Linked DNA regions of Mus musculus: region 1 is linked to region 2. The links are chromatin contacts, found by POLR2A ChIA-PET in ENCODE. All regions are on one chromosome and are shown on one strand. Each heading gives the region's core, a stretch centred on a gene start or an enhancer-like site at or near the end of the contact. The rest is flanking DNA. Distances are from core to core; before and after follow the strand shown. Region 1 overlaps Slc6a6 (solute carrier family 6 (neurotransmitter transporter, taurine), member 6). Region 2 has its middle 13 kb from the start of Lsm3.

Region 1 (4,861 bases), core at 2,253-4,752, 200 kb after region 2:
GGTCTCTGAGAGAGCCCTCTGGGGTGTCCAGGTGAGGAAGTAGCAGCTTAGAGACTGGTACTTAGAGGCTGGTGCAGAGTGGGACCAGAGAGGAAGAATGTAGGTGGCACCCACCTGCCACATGAGTGTAAAGGCAGGCATACTCCCTGCTGCCCTAGAAAGAGAGGCATTTTTTGAAGAACCCTCTCTTAGTGCTTGGTTTCTTGACCTCTTGTAGGTATCAGACCCCCTGGGAACTCTGATGAGTGTCTTAGATGCTTCCCAGAACAAGGCAGATAGCCTAGACCCAAGGTGCCCACAATTTCACATGGTTTGTTCTCCCGCTGAAGCCATTAGTGTACAACAGGTAGGACCACCCTCTCCAGATACTTTGCTCACTTCCTCCCCCTGGCACCCACCACCAGTTGGAGATAGCCACCTCCTGCCTTCCACCCAACCTGCTTCTGGACTTTCCTGGCTGCCAACCCAGGCTAGCCTGTGGCAGATGGGTGAAGCTCCAACCAGGAGGTAGTGCTGAATCTGGGTCTAGCAGACCAAGCAACCTCTGTTGGGAAGGATACTGGGGAGAAGGCAGACAGGTGGCAGGCATAGGCATCAGCCTGATGGCTTGAAGAAACTGGTAGATTTACAGATTAGTGGGTGGGATGGGTAGGCAGGCCTGGAGGATCTTCAGCAGAGTCCGAGTTTGGCCTCTGTGCTTGCATCCCTAACTCCTGATACCTTTGCTTGGGAGGGCTTGGGAGTGAGCACCTCACCAGCCATGCCGTGACAGACACAGCCTCACCCTCTCTCCTTTGCTCATTGGCAGGTGCGTTCCTCATACCGTATTTTATTTTCCTGTTTGGGAGCGGCCTGCCTGTGTTTTTCTTGGAGGTCATCATAGGCCAGTACACATCAGAAGGGGGCATCACCTGCTGGGAGAAGATCTGTCCTTTGTTCTCTGGTGAGTATGTGGCTGGAGTCACCAGGGTCTGTATGCATTGGGACTGCCAGATTTTTTTAAGTGGGTTTTTTATCTTTTGGGTTTATCAGACCTTGCCTATATCAGTGCCAGATCCAGGGCAGCTCATGTTGTCTGTCACCGACACTGGGGAGCATGGGGAAGGAAGGGAGATACAGCAGGTTCCTGACTATTTAGAAAGTCCCCTTGGGGTCTTTGTGGGTGTTTGGATGAGTGAGCTGGCTGCTGTCTTAGGATGCAGGAGCCTGGAGATCTGGGGTTCAGGCCTTGCTTCCTTCTCCTTGGGGTGGTTTTAGGGAAGTTATTGAGCCTCAATTTCTTCATCTAGAAAGCAATATTCTCACTCTATGGAGTTACTGTGAAGACAGAATGATAGCAAATCTATCCATTCATGTGTCCATCCATTCATTCTTCTATATTTCTATCCACCTACCATTCATCCATCCACCCATCCATCCATCCATCCATCTCTCTATTCATCCACCCATCTTTCCATATTTCTATCCATTCAAGTTTCTATTCATCCATATTTCTATCCATCTACCATCCATCTGTCCATCTATATTTCCATCCATCTTTCCATCTATCCATCCATCCATCTGTCTATCCATCCATTCTTCCTCCATCTTTCTCTTCATCTACCCATCTTTCCATATTCCTATCCATCCAAGGTTTCATTCATTCATTCATTCATTCATTCATATTTCTACCCATCTATTTATATATTGGCCCATCTATTTTTTCATCTATCTCTCCATGCATGTTTCCATCCAACCATCCAACTGCACAGTCAGTGTCCTGACCCCACTTCTTCCATTCATCCTGTGACTCCTCCAGCTGCCATTTCTCTAACCATTCAGCCACTTGTCCCTTTATCCAGTTGCTCCTTCATCCTGCGACTCTCTCCTGCTTACTGTTGAGATGGCCCCTTTGTCCCACAGACTGGGCACATCAGTGCCTCCCCAGTTGAAAGTGCCTCCTTTGTGACATGTGTCTATTTGCTTGTCCCACCCACAGGCATTGGCTACGCATCCATCGTCATTGTGTCCCTCCTGAACGTGTACTACATCGTCATCCTGGCCTGGGCCACATACTACCTATTCCACTCTTTCCAGAAGGATCTTCCCTGGGCCCACTGCAACCATAGCTGGAACACACCACAGTGCATGGAGGACACCCTGCGTAGGAACGAGAGTCACTGGGTCTCCCTTAGCACTGCCAACTTCACCTCACCCGTCATCGAGTTCTGGGAGTAAGGCTACATCTTGGGAGGGAGGAGTGGTGTGGGCAGGTCAAGAGGGGACAGTATCTTCCTCTGTGATTGTGGCATACCCTGTTTCTGGAGGGAAGGAGGACACACAGCTGTAGAACAAACACTCTGTGCCTTTGTCTTGTACGAGCTAGAGTTGAATCCTAGTTTACCGCCAAACGGCTATTTGATTTTTGTAGGGAAGTCCCCCTACTTTACCTTTGAGCCTCAGTTTCTTTAACTGTCAGATGAGGAAAATGTATCATTCTTCCATGGGATTCCTGTTGAGAGATGTACAGGTATTTGAAAATTATAGTTTTCTTAATGTATTTTGGGAAAAACATTCTTTATCACACAGAGAAAAATGCATTTATGTATTATGCAAATGAAAAGGTGAGTTGATAGCAAAAAATATATATCAGTTAGCTCTTAGTGTGTAACAATCATCTCCAAACATGGTGGTTTTAACCAAGTACTATTTGTTGAGCTCATGACTAGTTGCTGGAAGTTTGAGCTGTGCTCAGTTTGGTTGGTCTGATCTTGATGTGTCTTGTGGATAGTTCTTTTGTGGCCTCAAAAGGGAGTGAGTGTTAGGAGTGAGTGGCTTGTGTGACCTCATCCCTTAGTCTTCCCCCTTTGGCTTGTTACAGGCCACTCATGAGCAATAGATGGGCAAGTCCCAGCATGCAGATAATCTCCTTGTGTTAATGGCATTGGGGTAACTCATGAACTTGCATTTCAGGGCATCCTCACAGCTCATGGAAGTTGATTAGAAACCCCTGAGTATATCACTCTCCCTGTAAGCATGTGCTCCTAACTCAGGGTGCTCAGTCAGGGGTGGCCTCTCGCCTCTGAAATGACTGGGATGAGGCCTCATGGATAGCCAGGAGCCAGGGGAGAGGAAGGTCTGTCCCAGGCTACCACAAGATGAGAATCCCTCTCCTTGGCTTCAAGGAAGCAAACCTAGGGACCATCAGGAGCTGTGTTGTGATTCCTACAGGGATGAGTCAGCTGTTTTCATCTGCAGGAGGCTTCGTTTGGGTGGCCTCTGCCATGCCTGGGCCTTTTGTACTACATTCCCAGGCAGGGCCCTGGGCTTTGGGGACTTTGGGTCTCCTGGTGTATATATTTTCCACTAGCAAACAAAGGGAGTGTTAAAAGCATGGTCCCCAACCCTGTTCCCCACCCTTCAGATAGTTGAGTTTTTGAACAAAGGAATGTTGGCATTTCATTCTTTTCCCTTGAAGGGGCCCAAGGCCACAAGCCTTGGCCTTTCTGTACTGTTCTTGGCATGGCTTGGACACCGGGGCTGCCCCTCCCAGGCCTCTGGCACCTGGCCAGCTTCTGAGGTGTCTGCTGAACCTCATTACCTTCTGACTTTGAACTTGTGTTCTATCACTTCTGTCTTGGGCAGATGTGGTCTCTTCTCTGGGCCTCAGTGTCCTTTACTTGGGATGGTCACAGTATGTCCTAGGGATCATCCTGCAGCCCTACATGGCCACCCTGAAAAGCTGCTCCTTCACCTCAGGGTATTGTGCATGTCATGTCATCATTGTGATTAAACATCCTTTCTGGGGCATTTAGAATCTGTATGTAACCCCTCAAATCCCCACAGGCTCTGGTGACAAGGGAGTCACATTCTTTTCACCTTTGCCTGGTACCTGCTATTATGACATGAAGGTCTTGGAAGACTTAAGCTCAGCGCTCTGCTCAGACATCCCCAGCCCGAGTCCACTCTAGCACCCCTGTGTTGTAGAAGCCCCATGGCTTTCGTTCCTCATCAGGAAAACAGAGACAAAACCATTTCAGGAAAACCCCTGGTTCTCCAGGCTCTTGTGCAGGCTCCTCTGTGGTGCCCGTGGGTATGCTTTGCTTTCATGAGGGCTGACTTCTGCCCACACTGGGCCTGCACAGGCTCTGGACCTGACTTTGAATTCTAGAAGAACCTCTAAGCATTCCTTAGCATGAGCCTGGGATCCAGCGAGCAGAGCTACTGAGCAAGCTGAGGTGAAGACCTGGCCAGCTTCTTGCTGATCCTGTGTGCAGACGCGGTCAGTGGGCAGAAGCATCAGCAAATCTGTGGGGCTTCCTGCTCCCAAGAACCTACCCTTGTGTTGGGTTTGAAACAGTGGAAAAGAAGGCAAAAGGGTGAGAGCAATGAACTATTTTGATGCAGAGGCTCCTGCTTCCTTTTCTTTTCCTTCTCCTCTTCTTCATTTGATTTATTTTAGGAGGGCTGGGGTAAGCACATCAGGACATGCGTGCCGGTCAAAGGACAAGGACTATCGACTCAGTTCTCTTCTCACACTTTTTACACGAGTCTCAGGGACTGAACTCGGGTTGTTAGATTTAAAGGCAAGTGCTTTTTCCCAGTCAGCCCTCTAGCTAGCATCTGAGATTTCTTAAGTAGGTGAAAGAGCAAGGCATTGTGGGAAACTCTCACATTTCATATGCAGTTCACTGGCCCTCCATCATGCATGGCAGGATCCAGCCACTCTCCCTGTGCACACCGCACCCCTTGATGAACCCTATATTGCAGGTAAAGGACACTCGTTGGCTTCTTGCTTGCTCTCTGCCTTGTCCTTGAAACTCTCTCGCATCCCTGCTAAAGAGCCTCACCTGTCTTCCCCACGTTGTGATCTTGCCCTGCC
Region 2 (5,149 bases), core at 276-2,775:
GTCTCACTTGCTCACACAAGGGGAAATGAAGAGTACTTCTAAGAGAATTCACCTAAACTTGTATGTCTTTTTTTTTTTCCTTCCTCAATTAAATGTATTTTTAGCTGGTACATAAAAGCTAAACACTGGAGCTTGGCATTGTGGTGGATAACTGTAATCTCAGCAGTCAAGGGGCTGAGGATTACAAGTTCTAGGCCAGCCAAGGGCTATGAATCAAGATCTTAATCTCAATAGACAAGCACATAAAATAGGCACACATAAGTAAACAGGTACACATTGGGTGGGATCTTAGTGAATATAAATGTTTATCTCCAAACATGTATTTTAGAATAATTAAATTTAGTTTATTTCTGGTGAAAACTTAAAATCTTTTCTTGTTGCTTGTGAAGCACACAGCCATCACCACAACCTACTATGTAGCATACCAGGTCTGTTGCTCTTATTCAAGTTTCCAGGATCAGTCAAGAGCTTGTTTTGACACTAGAGGGTGCTACACTCTTCACTATTCCCTTTCAGTTTGTCTCGGTTCATTGTCAACATATTAGATGGCAAACTGTGCCATTTAATTCCTTAAATGCAAACTATGTGAAAATCCAACCGTGCTTCCAGAAGCACAGGACAGACAACATCACATGCTCCACAGCCCCAGGAGACCGTTTTCAGGCAAAGTATCCTAACAGTGGCGGCTCCTGTGATGCTGAGCTGGAACCATCCACAAGAGCACACACAGTCTAGGCAAGATGGTTTCCCCAGCACTCTGGTCCTGGGTGTATCTCGCTGGTGGAGCTGAGCTTTGTGGGGCAGGGAGTTCAAGGCCAGACTTTGCCATCTTACTGAGCAGATTCTTGTTCCTGCTGTCAGCCTGAATGTCCTCATTTGTGCTGTCCTCCCAACCTAAGGGCACTTTGTTATTGATTCAACAGGTTTAGAGAGATTGAAAGATACCCGAGAGCCATCATTTGTATTACAAGGTAAGGATACAGATGAGGAGACAAGAAACCTTGCATTTACAACTAGCTGAACACTAGACTCAGTCCCTTCAATCCAGTTTCTTCCTTCATAAGATAGGAGCTAGCCAAGTGCTTTGTTACTGAACTGCGCCCAGCCCTCACTGATGTCTTCTTCTCTTTTTCCTTTACAGCTTTTCCAGGCCTAGAACCACTAGAAACTAGGTTGGATCCAAGGCAGTTGTGCTTAGGGTTTGGGGATTGGCAGAGTTCTCCCTTGCAGGGTCCTCCGTCTTTCCCTCTTTGGTTCCCAGCAATGCTTTTCTCATCTCAGTTGTCAGGTGTGAGAGAAACAAGCAGAACCAGCCTCATGACCAAGGTCACCTAACAACATCACAAGACGATGACATCACCATCAGCTCTGGCCCAGAGCTCAAATAACGGAGGGAAAGGGCAGGTCATCCTCACGGCAGGGTGACAGAGCTGGTGCCAGGCCTCTGCCAACTATCAGGGCCCAGGAGTGTTGCTGAAAGCTACCCAGGAGCAGCTCATCCCTGCCTCCGCTCAGCCAGCGCTCTCACATGCTCAGAACAGTAGAGTCTCACCAACAGGGGTCCCCACCCCCACCTTTTCCTAGAAGCAAGGTTAGCAACTGCCAGAGTCAAAATAGATGTGGAGAGAATTGTGTGGCAACACTCGGGTTTAGTTCAAGCACACTGGATTGCACGATATCCTTAGAGGGCAGAGCCATTGCAGGAGGGATCAAAGCAGCCGGCCTTGCTCTTCGGGCTGATGTTTCTGCCATGCTGCATGTCAAACAATCATGTCTTTGGAGCCCAGATGCCCTGCTTTGTAGGTAAGCCACGTGTAGAACTTCATGTAAGGAATCATTCTGTCAAAGTAAATAGTTGTCCCAAACTATTTATTTCATGTGCTCTGGTGGCCTGCACCTGTATTCTCACAATACACACAAACACACATACACACACACCATTTTACCAATGTGCACATACATATATACACACACAGCATAAGATAAAATGTACCATCTTAACAATGTATAAGTAGAAGCACTCACATTGTTGTGAATGACTGAAGATGTCCCCTACCTGCCAAGTCCCTGTTCCACAACACAGTACTTTATTACTTTGTCTAGACTTCTTTTTCAAAGGTTTCAAATCCATGGGCAGTATTCAAAATATGAGAAGAAAGCTGTGGCGTGTAAAAGGAACTTTTATTTACCTGTACTAATTGTTGTCTCCAAGGCCTACTGCCTCAATCTGCTAACCTAGGCCTAATCCTAGAAGCTTCTAGCAACCATACAATCTTAGCTAGGCCTAGAATGTCTCAGCTTCTGAAACTTACTGCTGAACAAATTCACTGTTTCTATTTCTTTTTGAGCTCTGGCTGACTGGTTCAACTCAGCTGTTCTGGCTCAAACTCCTCTCCAAGCTGACTGATTGAATCTGGCTTCTCTTGGTCTCTGACTGAATTGCCCTACTCGGCCTCAAACTAACTCTAGCAATCTGTTCTAATCTTCTGGCTCCTTCTCATTCTCTGGCTCATTCTGTCTTTACCTTCTCATTCTCACTTTCAAATATGGGTGCTTCCTTCTACAAACTAACTTTCTCTTCGTTGTTTAGAATTAAAGGTGTGTACTAAGATCGAGCCACACTACAACTAGAAACGGGTTTTTCCAGTGAACAAAACAATCTCAGGGTTCACACTGTGATCAAATATCCTGCAACAGTGGAGCACCTTCATCCTTCATCACAGCCGCACATCGCTAGGGAGAATCCAAGATTGGTAAAAAGATAGCTGGCCTCGGATTGACTGGAGTAAAGACTCTCCAGACAGAAGGCCCAGCTTGCTGCCGACCCCCAGGCTCCCCAGACCACTGGAGCAGCATTCAGATACATGGCCCATCTCACCCACCTCTTACCCCACCTGCCTTTCTCACCTTCCTCTCCTCCTTCAAACCAAACCCACTGGCTGCTTTGCTATTCCTCACACAGGTCAGGCTCAGTGCCTCCTAAGTCCCTTCCCACTGGACCCTCCCTCCCCTTAGAATCATCTCCAGTTGTGCTGAGCAACAGCCCCACTTGCCAAGTTCATAAAATTCTTGATGATCAAAATATCCTACACCAACTAAGTCACAGTTTCTAGAGCCTTCTGGGTTGATATTTAAACACAAACAAACAAAAGAGTAAAACATCTCCTCTAAGAAGTCTAGTGTGTAGCCGCTTTCAGAGCCAATGTCTGGATGAGTGTTTTTCAAAATGCAATCTCAGGTCAGTAGAAGCAGCAACAGTACCTGGAGATGTGTTAGAAACTCAATGTGCTTAGAACAATAGCAAAGCAAGACCTCCTTCCCAATTCCTAAGATACCAAATGAGCAATTTGGGGTATAGAGTCAGGAGCACACATTTAAACAAGCTCTGAGGTGACATGCCTACCAGGTTCTGAGAAGTACTGGCTTCCATCCTTCATGTTCAACCTGTCTTGTGGGTCGGGAGCACAAGAATTCCCCGAAGCTGTCAGAGTTCAGATTCCCAGTGCCATCCCCACTAGCAAACAAGACCTGTTGGATCAACTGTTCTTGGTGATTCATACATGTTAGGAATTGAGATGTCTCTCATCCCTGTCTTGAGGGACTCAGAAGCCATGAAACACTGGGAGAAGAGCCTGGCCTGCCTGGGTCTCACATCTTAATTATCTTTGCACACTGAAAGGCTCAGGCTTGGTAGAGAAAAGGCTCAGGCCAGGGCTGAGGCAAAGAAAGAACCAGAGAATCTTGAAACATCCTACTACGTCAGAGAGCAGGGGAAAACCTGCGGATGTAGCCCAGTCAGCAAAGTGCATGGCCCTGTAAGCACTAAGACTTAAATCTGATCCCTGTATTCACTCTAAAAGGCTGGACATGGTGGCGTGCGCTTGTAATCCTAGTGATGGGTAAACGGAGACAGCTGGATCCCTAGGGCTCCCTGGTGAACCAGCGTAACCAACTTGGGGAGTTCCTAGCCTGTGAGGGAATGTCTCAAAAATAGGTGAGCAGGCTGTGCCTGAGGATATCATTTGAGGTTATCCTCTGGCCTCTCCATACCCGCCTGCAAGTAAGTGTATCTGTACACATGCACACACGTGTGTGCACACCTACATACACACAAAGCAAGGAAACTTCAAAAATGAGGGTGATGCCAGCTCCAGAAGCCAGTTTAAAGAGTGGTCTGATTTTAGATGAATCTGATTGTAGTGATACAAACTATTAATGTGTGAATCTGTGATTTTGTAGTTATAAGATGATTATAGAAAGAAGTGTGAACACAAAAACTCCTTCTCACAGTAAAATACCAACTTCTAGAGTAGAGATTTGGTTCAGTGAGCCTTAGGGCACCCAAAACCCATGTGGGTAAGGGGCTTGGCCTTAGATTACGGTGCCATTGGGTGGCCGTGGGAACTCTAGGAAGCAAGACCCATTGGGAAGAACCTAGTAAAGTGAGGGCGTGACGTTGGGACCTGGCCCATCCCTCTGCTTTCTTTCTACCGTGGAGCAGGCAAACGGGTTGTCTGTGCCACATGCCTCCTCCATGAGATCATAGCTTACAATGGGCCCAAAGCAATAGGGGCCAAGTGATCATGGACTTTCACTTCTGAAGCCATGAGCTAAAATTATCCTTTCTTCTCAGATATTTTTTCAGGTGACAGAAAGCTGGCTAACCCACAACTACCAAGGAGAAGCAAAGATAAAGGCAATTGCCCATGAATGGTAAAAATGAATTAGGGCCCAAATAGATGGATGGTAAAAACGCCACCTCTTCTCCCAACAAGCGACATAGTCACTACTGAGAGGAGACCGATGGCAGAGTAGACCAGCGAGGTGGAGTCCTCCTTAACCCAGCTATCCCACAAATCAGCACCATGTGCCTCCTGCCACTGCACACTGCTGATTCCATATCACTCTGGTGGGTCTCCTTCCAAAACAGGTATAATCTCACCTGAATCCTTCAGAACTGTCAATCAAAACCCAAGTGGGAAGGCTTCCACAGAGAGGTCCTACCTGGCCACTCCTCCAGCCCGCCATACCACTCCACTCCCACCACTCCCAGGCCCCATCATCTATTTTTCTTTTCACATGTATTTAATTCTGTTTCTGTCTCTGTCTCTCTTTCTCTCTGTCTCTCTCTGTCTATCTCCCCCTCTGT

Evidence for each region. ChIA-PET counts read pairs that join two places held with the same protein, here RNA polymerase II (POLR2A).
Region 1: POLR2A ChIA-PET joins it to region 2 with 13 read pairs in Patski. The contact joins two enhancer-like sites. POLR2A ChIA-PET finds 5 or more read pairs at or near these places in 2 of 5 experiments (Patski and embryonic stem cell).

Annotation. Positions count from the first base shown.
Region 1 is chr6:91,724,034-91,728,894 of GRCm38, forward strand. Slc6a6 (solute carrier family 6 (neurotransmitter transporter, taurine), member 6) reads left to right here. Exons shown (of 15, transcript NM_009320.4): 4 at 809-943; 5 at 1,979-2,213. Among named protein-coding and RNA genes, the nearest start is that of Gm44981, 4.6 kb to the left of the region's middle. Within about 2 kb of position 3,503, at least 1 of the 3 ENCODE cell types and tissues checked has a DNase peak (open chromatin) inside an H3K27ac peak, as active enhancers do.
Region 2 is chr6:91,526,951-91,532,099 of GRCm38, forward strand. No RefSeq gene overlaps it. Among named protein-coding and RNA genes, the nearest start is that of Lsm3, 13 kb to the left of the region's middle. Within about 2 kb of position 1,526, at least 1 of the 3 ENCODE cell types and tissues checked has a DNase peak (open chromatin) inside an H3K27ac peak, as active enhancers do.